Linked DNA regions of Homo sapiens: region 1 is linked to region 2. The links are chromatin loops, found by intact Hi-C in ENCODE. Cell type or tissue: heart right ventricle. All regions are shown on one strand. Links, peaks and the distances in the headings refer to the core of each region. The heading gives the core; the rest is flanking DNA. Region 1 has its middle 18 kb from the start of NPIPA1. Region 2 overlaps PDXDC1 (pyridoxal dependent decarboxylase domain containing 1).

What was found. Hi-C counts contacts between places; a loop is a spot of excess contacts. Peaks named below come from ENCODE experiments on the same cell type or tissue, not always from the same donor. Only the 100,000 strongest peaks of a DNase experiment are listed, where the experiment ranks them.
Region 1: it touches region 2 in a loop (3-fold over the local background); 2 of 110 quality-filtered maps call a loop at or near these places.

The regions. Positions count from the first base shown.
Region 1 is chr16:14,953,131-14,958,508 of GRCh38, reverse strand. No RefSeq gene overlaps it. Among named protein-coding and RNA genes, the nearest start is that of NPIPA1, 18 kb to the right of the region's middle. In heart right ventricle, for the core only: no CTCF peak of the experiment used is centred there; a DNase peak (open chromatin) is centred at 2,788; H3K27ac peaks cover 816 bases.
Region 2 is chr16:15,014,601-15,019,978 of GRCh38, reverse strand. PDXDC1 (pyridoxal dependent decarboxylase domain containing 1) reads right to left here. Exons shown (of 23, transcript NM_015027.4): 9 at 3,766-3,850; 10 at 2,811-2,859; 11 at 2,557-2,658; 12 at 1,014-1,139. Among named protein-coding and RNA genes, the nearest start is that of MIR1972-1, 6.9 kb to the right of the region's middle. RefSeq lists enhancers at 3,072-3,571, 3,572-4,073. In heart right ventricle, for the core only: no CTCF peak of the experiment used is centred there; a DNase peak (open chromatin) is centred at 2,547; H3K27ac peaks cover 2,246 bases.

The sequences.
Region 1 (5,378 bases), core at 279-5,278, 62 kb after region 2:
TTTATAAAGAAAAGAGGTTTAATTGACTCACAGTTCCACAGGCTGTGCAGGAGGCATGGCTGGGAGGCCTCAGGAAACTTTGAATCATGGCGGAAGGCAAAGGGGAAGCACGCACATCTTACATAGCTGGAGCAGGAGGAAGGGAGAGAAGGGGGAAGCGCTACATGCTTTTAAACCAACCAGATCTCATAAGAACTCACTCACTATCAGGAGAACAGCAAGGAGGCACTCTCCCCCCATGATCCAATCACCTCCCACCAGGTCCCTCCCCTAACACTGGGGATTATAATTCGGCATGAGATTTGGGCAGGGACCCAAATCCAAACCATAGCAGGGGGGTCTCACTATTTTGCCCAGACTGGTCTTGAACTCTTGGCCTGACAAGCGATCCTCCCGCCTCAGCTTACCAAAGTGCTGTGATTACAGATATGAGCCACCACATCAAGCTAACATAGGGATCGGCACTCTAGCCTGGGCGACAGAGGAGACTACGTCTCAAAACAATTAATTAATTAATTAAAATAAATAACCCCATACTTTCTGCCTCTGTGGCTTTGCCTGTTCTGGGTATTTCGTGTGAACGGACCCATGCATCTGGTGGTCCGGGCTCATTTCAAACGCTCAGCCCCCATGTCGGCCCATGGCCTCCGGATTGGATGGTGTGAGCTGGGTGTGCGCGGGGTGCTCAATCCCTCCGGAGCATCTGGAGTGGCCACGTGCAGGTGCGGGAGGCGGCGGCGGCGCAGGGGGCAGCTGGAGGCCCGGGAAGCCCGGACGTGGTGTAGGGAGCTGCCGACCATGCTGGCTTCTGATCGCGGGCTCCCAAATTCAAGACAGCCCTGGTGACATAGCAAGAGCCTGTCTCTATAAAAAATTAAAAATCAGCCAGGCATGGTGGTGCATGCCTGTGGTCCCAGCTACTCGTGAGGCTGAGGCGGGAGGATCACTTCAGCCTCGGGGTTTGAGGCTGCAGTGAGCTATGACTGTACCACTGCGTTCCAGCCTAGGTGACAGAGTAAGACTTTGTCTAAAAAAAAGAGAGAGAAAGGGAGATGGGAAGATTTATGCTGCTGACTTTGAAGATGTTGGATGGGGAGCCAAGGAGTGCAGGGAGCATCTAGAAGCTTGGAAGAGGCAAGAAAATGAACTCTCCTTTAGGACCTCCAGGAGGAATGCAGTCCTGCAGACCCATTTTAGACTCTGACACCCCAAATTCTAAGACAAGAAGTTTGTGTTCTTTTAAGCCATTAAATTCGTGGTAATTTGTTACCTCAGCCATGGAAAAATGATACAAGGGGGATATAAGTAAAAAGCAAAGAAGGAGATGTTTTGGTGAGCTGGAAGCCTGCCCAGCTGGGAGAAATCTAACAGAAGTTTACTCCGGACCAGTAACAAGGATAAGGAGCCGGAGAAGGCTATAAATCAATAAACGGGCAGATAAAAAGGGTCAGAGAACATAGAAATGGGCAGATTTCCAAGAACTGAAGAGAATGGATATATTAGTTTGCTGGGGCTGCCATAACAAAATAGCGCACACAGCGTGGCTTAGACAATAGAAACTTATTTGCTCACCCTTCTGGAGGCAAGAAGTCCAAGACCAGGGTGCCTGCTGGGTTAGTTTCACACGGCTGCCTTCTTGCTGTGTCTTCACATGGTCTTTCCTTGGTGTGAAAACATCCCTGGTGCCTCGTTTTATTTATTTATTTTTTAAATAAAAAAAAAGAGAGAGAGAGTGACAGGGTCTCACTACGTTGCCCAGGCTGGTTTTGAACTCCTGAGCTCAGGCAATCCTCCTGCCTTGGCCTCCTAAAGGGCTGGGATTACAGGCATGAGCCACCATGCCCGGCCCCTGGTGCCTGTTTGTGTGTCCAAATTTTTTTTTTATTTTATTTTATTTTTAAAGACGGAATCTTGCTCTGTCACCCAGGCTGTAGTGCAGTGGCTCGATCTCCTCTCACTGCAACCTCCCTCTCCCAGGTTCAAGCGATTCTCCTGCCTCAGCCTCCCAAGTAGTTGGGATTACAGACATGTGCCACCACACCCAGCTAATTTTTAGTAGAGATGGGGTTTCACCATGTTGGCCAGGCTGGTCTCAAGTGATCTTCGTACCTCAAGTGATCCTCCTACTTTAGCCTCCTAAAGTGCTGGGATTACAGGTGTGAGCCACCAACCATGCCCCCAAATTTCCTCTTCTTATAAGGACACCAGACAGATTGGATTAGAGCCCATCCTAAAGGTCTCACTTTAACTTAATTGCCATTTTAAAGGCCTTATCTTCAAACACAGTCGCCTTCTGAGGTACTGGAAATTAGGGCTCCAATATATGAATTTTGGAGGGCATCATTTAGCCCATAACAACTGGGTTGATAAACTGAGGGACAGCCTACAGAATAGCCGGTTAGTGATCTCACTTGGAGACTAAGGCCATTTGACAGTTCAACACAATGTGAAGCAATCTGGGATTGGAGGCCAGACTGGGAACAAAGAACCTTAGGGTGACGATCGGTGATCATTTGAATAAGATCTGTAGATTAGGTACGTGTATGATTTCCGTGCTTATTTCCTTGTTTTGATCATTGTACTATGGTCATGTAAGATATCAATATTTCAGGAAGCTTGGATGAAGAGTATGTGGTAACTCTTTGTACTATTTTTGCAACTTCTTTCAAAGTCTGTAGTTATTTCAAAGTTAAAAGCTAAAAATCAAGGCCAGGCACGGTGGCTCATGGCTATAATCCCAGCACTTTGGGAGGCCGAGGCCGGCGGATCACCTGAGGACAAGAGTTGGAGACGAGCCTGGCCCACATGGCGAAACCCCGTCTGTACTAAAAATACCAAAATGATCCAGGCATGGTAGCGCATGCCTTTATTCCCAGCTACTGGAGAGGCTGAGCCAGGAGAATCGCTTGAACTTGGGAGGGAGAAGTTGCAGTGAGCCAAGATCGCACCACTGTACTCCAGAGCCTGGGCAACAGGAGTCTGTCTCAAAAAAAAAAAAAAAAAAAAAGAAAAAAGAGAAGTTAAAATCAGGGCCAGGTGCGGTGGATCATGCCTGTAATCCCAGCACTTTGGGAGGCCAAGGTGTGTGGATCACAAGGTCAGGAGATCGAGACCATCTTGGCTAACATGATGAAACCCCATCTCTACTAAAAATACAAAAAAAAAAAAGAAAGAAAGAAAAATTAGCCGGACATGGTGGCGGGTGCCTGTAGTCCCAGCTACTCAGGAGGCTGAGGCAGGAAGCTACGTTGAGCCCAGGCATTTGAGGTTGCAGTGAGCTATGATTGTGCCACTGCACTCCAGCCTGGGAAACAGGGTAAGACCCTATCTCAAAAAAAAAAAAAAAAAAAAAAAAGGTGAGAAAAAGAAGCAAGGAGAAAATGAGTTCTATGAGGTGCGAGACTCTATATTGTCTGTTGCTTGGGTTCCCACTGACACCCCACTTTTGGGACAGTGCCTGGAAGCTGGGAGCTCAGCATATGTTTTGGGAGGTGATGATCATTGAGGCACAAACCGAAGAGGAGAAGGCACACTGGGCCTCATCTCACATTCATAAAAGCCATCACATTGTAACTTTTGACATTCTCTCTAGAGGAAGTCACACAATCAGTAGTGTATTGCGTGGGTTGCAAATGTGAATTCTTGGCCTGTAAACAGTTCAAACACATTGCCATTTTGGTAACTGAGTTTTGCTATCCCTTCAGTACAGCAAATCTTCAGTAGAGATTTGTTTAATAGAGATGGGGTTTCACCATGGTCTCTACTAAACCCTGTCTCTACTAAAAATACAAAAATTACCCAGGCGTGGTGGCACATGCCTGTAGTCCCAGGTACTCAAGAGGCTGAGGCAGGGGAATCACTTGAACCTGGGAGGTGGAGGTTGCAGTGACCCAAAATCATGCACTCTAGCCTGGGGTCTCGCTTTTGCCCAGGTTAGAGTGCAGTGGCACAATCATAGTGGCTCACTGCAGCCTCAAACTCCTGGGCTGAAGGGAATCCTCCCACCTCAGCCTCCCAAGTAGCTAGGACTACAGGCATGTGCCATCATGGCGAGTTAATTTTTTATGTGTTTTTATTGTCTCGAGACAGAGTCTTGCTCTGTTGCTCAGGCTGGACTGCAATGGCGTGATCTTGGCTCACCGCAACCTCCACCTCCTGGGTTCAAGCGATTCTCCTTAGTAGAGACAGGGTTTCGCCATGTTGGTCAGGCTGCTCTTGAACTCCTGACCTCGTGATCCACCTGCCTCGGCCTCTCAAAGTGTTGGGATTACAGGCATGAGCCACTGGGCCTGGCCTGGTGAGCTAATTTTTAAATTTGTTATAGAGACAAGAGTCTCTCTTATGTTGCCCAGGCTGGTCTCGACCCCCTGGCCTCAAGTGATCCTCCCACCTCAGCCTCCCAAAGTGCTGGGATTACAGATGGGTGTCACCGCACCTGGCCTCTGAGGAGGATTTCATTATAAAGCTGCCCTGAAGGGAGGGAATCCAATTTTACGAGAGGGTGTAGCCTGGTGAGGCCTGGATGACCTCCGGAGGCAGGGGCTTGTGCCTGGGCTGAGGCCTAAGGGTCAATGGGCAGACATGAAGTTGCCCCAGGCAGAGGGTACAGTGTGGGCAAAGTCAGGAAGTGGCAGGGCTTGGATCACTAGGAAGAGAGAGGAGTCATGTGTCACAGGAGCTCGAGACCCAGAGAGGGAGGCAGGCAGGCAGGCAGGGACCAAGCTTGGGCACAGCCAGGAAGGCAGAGGGCATGGTGGGGCCAATGGAATCATTACCCAAGACGGGGATTTTCAGGGAAACAGCTTAGATAAGGCCAGGTGTACAGTAGCTCCCACCTGTAATCCCAGCATTTGTGGAGGCTGAGGTAGGAGGACTGCTTGAGCCTGGGAGTTCGAGACCAGCCTAGGCAACATAGTGAGACCCCATATCCACAAAAAATTTAAAAAAGGAGTTTGTGTTCCTGTAGTAGCAGACTTGGGAGGTTGAGGTGGCAGTATCACTTGAGCCCGGGAGTTCAAGGCTAAAGTGAGCTGATTGAGCCATTGCACTCCAGCCTGAGCAACAGAGAGATACGCTGTCTCAAAGGAAATACAAATTAAAAAACCAGCCAGGCATGCTGGCGTGTGCCTGTAGTCTCAGCTACTTGGGACACTGAAGTGGGAGGATCGCTTGAGCCCAGGAGTTCAAGGCTGCCGTGAGCTATGATTGTGCCTCTGCAGTCCAGCCTGGGCGACAGAGAAAGACCCTGTCTCTTAAAAAAAAAAAAATCTTAGATAAGAGGATGCTGTGCCTCCCTGGGGGTCTTCAGTCACCCATAGTGCTGGCAAGAGAGGAGGGCCAGGAGAGAGTTTCACCCACCTGCTGTCCTGCCCATGTGA
Region 2 (5,378 bases), core at 237-5,236:
CACCACGCCCAGCTAATTTTTTGTATTTTTAGTAGAGACGGGGTTTCACCGTGTTAGCCAGGATGGTCTTGATCTCATGACCTTGTGATCCACCCGCTTCAGCCTCCCAAAGTGCTGGAATTACAGGCGTGAGCCACCATGCCCAGCCTGTTTTTTTGCTTTCTAAATGCTATGATCTGAATATTTATGTCCCCACAAAATTCCTATGTGGAAACCTAATCGCAAATGAGTTGAGGCCTTTGGGAGGTCATTAGGGCATGAGGATGGAACCCTCACAAACAGGACTAGTGACCTTCTGAAAGAGGCTCAAGGGACTGTGCTCACCCCTTCTGCCATGTGAGGCCACATGCAAGGCACTATCTATGAGGAACGGGCCCGACATGGAATCTCCTGGCACCTTGATCTGAGACTTCTCACGTCCAGAACTGTAAGCAATAAATGTCTGTTGTTTATAAATTACCCACTCTAAGGTATTTTGTTATAGAAGCCTGAATGCTCTAAAACACTGAAATATAGCATAATTATATATTTTTCACAATTAGAACACACCTAAAATGGAGAGAGAATTAGAATTGTCCCCAAGAGCCCTGCAATTTGGAAACCCAAGCCAGCTGGTTTATAAAATATCCATGCCCTCCATAACCACCTTGTAACCTTCCTATTCCCTCACCGTAGTCAGTCAATCAAGGGGAACACTCGCTCCCCACCCCTCCACCTTTTGCACCCTTCTCCACTCCTTGGAAGTCATCTGTGACTTCTTTTCTGATCCCATGCTGACAGTGGTGTTCCTTTTCATCTGATTTCATCTGCACACAAATGCTGGGACAGACAACCCAGCACTTTCTCCCAGAACTTTGAACAAGAAATATTTACATGCAGGGCGATTAGTCTCTGGCTCACGAGACAGTCAATCCAGACAACACCACTCTGGATGGAAGGTACAGAAATGAGATGTTTTTCTGTCTCTGCTGTGGCCAAGGAGTCTTTCATTTAAATGTCAGGCTTCTACTCACCAGTTGACAGGCATGCTTGATCCTCTCCACAAACCCATCAAGTCCCAAGTATTGTAAAGATAACCACAGAGGCAGGGCACGGAGTTTGTCTGTGGGCTTATTTGATGTAAGACCAGCAACTAAAGTCTAAAAAAGCCAAAAGAGGTTTATTAATCAAAGCCATTGCAATCTCATAATAGAACTAACCAGCTACCATTTGCTACCCACTTAGTGTGGGCTAGATGCCATACTAGTCACTAGGCTTGCATTATCCATGTGATCTTCCAACAACTCTGTGAGCTAAGTATTCTAGGTAACTTCACTCAGAGACCTCGGTTTGTCCAAGGGTTCACAGCTCAGGAGTGGCAAAGCCAGGAAAAGCCAGTGGAAAACCCAGATGGGTCACATCCCAGAACCTAGGAGACTCCCCACTTCGAAGGTAGCTCTGAGCATCCTCAAACACCTGGCCATTATTAGCTGAGCAAGACAGCAGTGTTTTAGCAGAAATCACTTAAACCTTATTTTGCACGCTGACCTATATTATCAAGAACCACATTATTATTATTATTTTTTGTGACAGGTTTCGTTTTCATTCTGTCGCCCAGGCTGCAGTGCAGTGGTGTGATCATAGCTCACTGCAGCCTTGATCTCCAGGGCTCAATCAGCCCTCCCACATTAGCCTCATGAGTAGCTGGGACTACAGGCTCACACCACCATGCCCAGCTAATTCTTTGTTGTTGTTTTTTCTTATAGAGATGAGGTTTCACCATGTTGCCCAGGCTGGTCTCAAACTCCTAGGCTCAAGCGATCTGCCTGCCTCAACCTTCCAAAGTGCTGGGATTACAGGCATGAGCCACCATGCCTGGCCCACAACTACGATTAAAAAAAAAAAAAAATGTGGCCAGGTGTGATGGCTCATGCCTGTAATCCCAGCACTTTGGGAGGCCGAGGCAGGCAGATCACCTGAGATCGCGAGTTCAACATGACCAACTTGGTGAAACACTGCCTCTACTAAAAATACAAAATAAGCCGGGCGTGGTGGCGCATGCCTGTAATCCCAGCTACTTGGGAGGCTGAGGCAAGAGAATCACTTGAACCCAGGAGGTGGAGGTTGCAGTGAGCCAAGATCATCTCACCATTGCACTCCAGCCTGGGTGACAGAGCGAGACTCCATATCAAAAAAAAAAAAAAAAAGTTAAAACCTATTGGGCAATGTGGATCAGGAGGCTTAAAACTCCCCCACTCAGTCATTCCACATCTGGGAACCTATTCTAAGGAAATAATTAGAAACACAGAAAGACGTTCACTGCTTCATTATTTCAGTAACAAAACTCTGAAAACATCCTATAAGTTCATAAATGGAGAATAATTAAATTGTGACAGAATATTATACAATCATAAAATGTCATTAAAAAAAGTCTCACAAGTTTCTCTTTAAAAAAATGAAATAGAAGTGAAATTATGGGTATTTTTCACTTTTTCCTGTATTTTTCTGGATTTTGCCCCCAAAGCCAATAATGTGTATTAGCCACACCCACTCCCTCCCCAGTGAGTGGAAACTTACCAAGGCAGGGTCATCGTGTTTATACAGTGTCACCGCAGGAACAGCTGGCAAACCCAGCCACGGGCCAGGAGTCATCGTCATGCTATCACATTTGGCTGCAGCCTACCAAAACAAGAACAACTCTTTGTTAGATTATCAGAATACACAAACCTAACACCCTCCTCCATTCATAAAAACTGTGAAGAGCCATGAGGGACTGAGTGACTTTAAATTCATTCTTAAAAACACCAATATTCAGTAAATCAACAACATACCAGCACTGATGAGGAGACATAACCCAGAGCCAATGTTGCCAGATTCACACTGGAAGAAAAAACACCAGTCCAAGAACTAATTATTTAATGTTGCTTACTCACCATGTACTTAAAAAAATAAAGGCTGTGCTGTTGCAAGTTGACACTTAAGTATATTTTTAATGTTATTAGCTTTCATTAACAGCAACAGAAGGTGTGCTTTATACATATGAAGGAAAATCCTGAAAATGCACTTTAATAAAAATGTGTCTCAGGAACTATCCCCGCTCATTTAATATAATGGGAGTATTCTTCTCTTTCATGGATCTTATTTTCCAGTTATCATTCTTTACTTAGGGATCAAAAAGAAACCTCCCTGTATGATGTGGTGGATATGGGCTACTCTGGCTGCCCACGTCCGTTCCCCCTGCTTCTCTTAATGGCCCTACAATAGCCTTCCAGGGCGCCATCTCCATTTCTTCCAGCAGAACATGAGCTTTGTGGGGAGGAGACACCACTATCTGCTCCAGAGGAGAGCAAAGAACCTCAACTATCAGAGGATTACTTCTCCCTGGCCACAGTGGCTGGTTCAATACGAGACTTCTGTTAGGACTTCCAGCTGACCACGAAGCTGGAAAGAAGGCTGGAGTTTCTGCAGCTACTTTGCACTGTAACAGGAAGATCTGTCCACAGATAGAGGAAACCAAGCCCAGTGCCTGTGACTGGGGGAGCAGAGGTGGGAGTAACACACTGGATCCTGGTTGATGTCGTGCCTGAGGCAGTCATAACACTGCTCTTTGTAGTTATGTGAGCCAGTAAGATCTCTTTGGGCTTAAGCCAATTTGGGTTATTTTGTGATCTGTGACCCAAAGAGCCCTTCGTGATAAATGTCACCAAAGTGAGAGCCTGGATGTCCAGTCCTCATAAGGACTCTGTGCAGGCCCGAATGGAGCCACCAGCCTCACCGCCGGCTTACCCCTCCACATGAAGCCATATGCCATACTGCTCACAGAGTTCTTTCAATCTCCCAATCTTGTCTGTGTGTCCTACTGCTGCCGTTCCTAGGATAAAACACATCAGGGCATTAAAAGGAACAAATGTTTTCTAAGGCTTTATACCTTAAACACTTTTATACACATTATCGCCCTAGGAGGGAAGTGACTTATTATATCCCTATTTTATTGAGATTTTCTTTGTGGAAGGACTTAAAATCAGTGTTTGTGAGTTGACTTATTACAAGCTTTGAAGAGTATGTAATCTCTATTACATGTATCTAATTGTGTCATTGAATTCTTTTATATACTTATTTTCTATCTACTTGATCTGCTGACTCATGAGAAATATATTCAAATCTCCCACCAAGATTGTGGTTTGTCAATATATACTTGTGTTACATCAGACTTTTCCTTTAGCTTTCCTTTATATATTTTAAAGTTATGTTCACAAGCATTCATAACTGTTTTTTTTTTTTTTTGAGACGGAGTCTCACACTGTCGCCCAGGCTAGAGTGCAGTGGCATGATCTCAACTCTGCAACCTCCACCTCCCAGGTTCAAGCAATTCTCCTTGCCTCAGCCTCCCAAGTAGGTGGGATTACAGGCGGTGGCCACCACGCCCGGCTAATTTTTTTGTATTTTTAGTAGAGACGGGGTTTCACTACGTTGGCCAGGCTGGTCTCGAACTCCTGACCTCGTGATCCACCTGCCTCGGCCTTCCAAAGTGCTGGGATTATAAGCATGAGCCACCGTGCCCAGCAGGTATAACTGTTATTTCTTTTAGGAGATTACATCTTTCATCAATATGAAGTCTATTTTATCCCACACTAATATGGCTATGGTACTTTCATTTTGTCAGCATTTGTCCAAGATAAACTTTTCCACCTTTTTATTTTATTGTCACTTCCTGGATTATTTTGATTTAGATATGCCCTTTATAAAAATCATATAGGTGGGCTGGGCACAGTGGCTCACATCTGTAATCCCAGCACTCTGGGAGGCCCAGGCGGGTGGATCACAAGGTCAGGAGATGGAGACCATCCTGGCTAACACGGTGAAATCCCGTCTCTACTAAAAATACAAAAACAAAATTAGCCGGGTGTAGTGGTGGGCGCCTATAGTCCCAGGTACTCGCGGGGCCGAGGCGGGAGAATGGCGTGAACCTGGGAGGCAGAGCTTGTAGTGAGCCGAGATCGTGCCACTGCACTCCAGCCTGGGCAACAAAGCAAGACTCCAGCTCAAAAAACAAACAAACAAAACATATAGATGAATTTGTTTTGTTTCCACCCAGGTTCCTTGTAATACAGAACATGCATTCTGAAGCCAGCTTAAGCATATTAAGCACTTTCAGCCGCTCCCTTGGTAATTGATTGCACTACAGATTTTGCTGGGGAGATCCCTTTTCAGAGAGAGCTTAGTTAAAACGTTGAGTCAGGCATTCCCCCAACCGTCCTAAATTTCCAGTTAGCAGTAAGCCAACTAAAAAGATTTCAAACACTCACCAACGGCCTCAACAAACACAGCTAAAGAAAGTAGTTCTTTTGTAAGGTCTATGCCAGGAAAAGGGCTGAAAACTTTTTCCCCTCATACCTAAA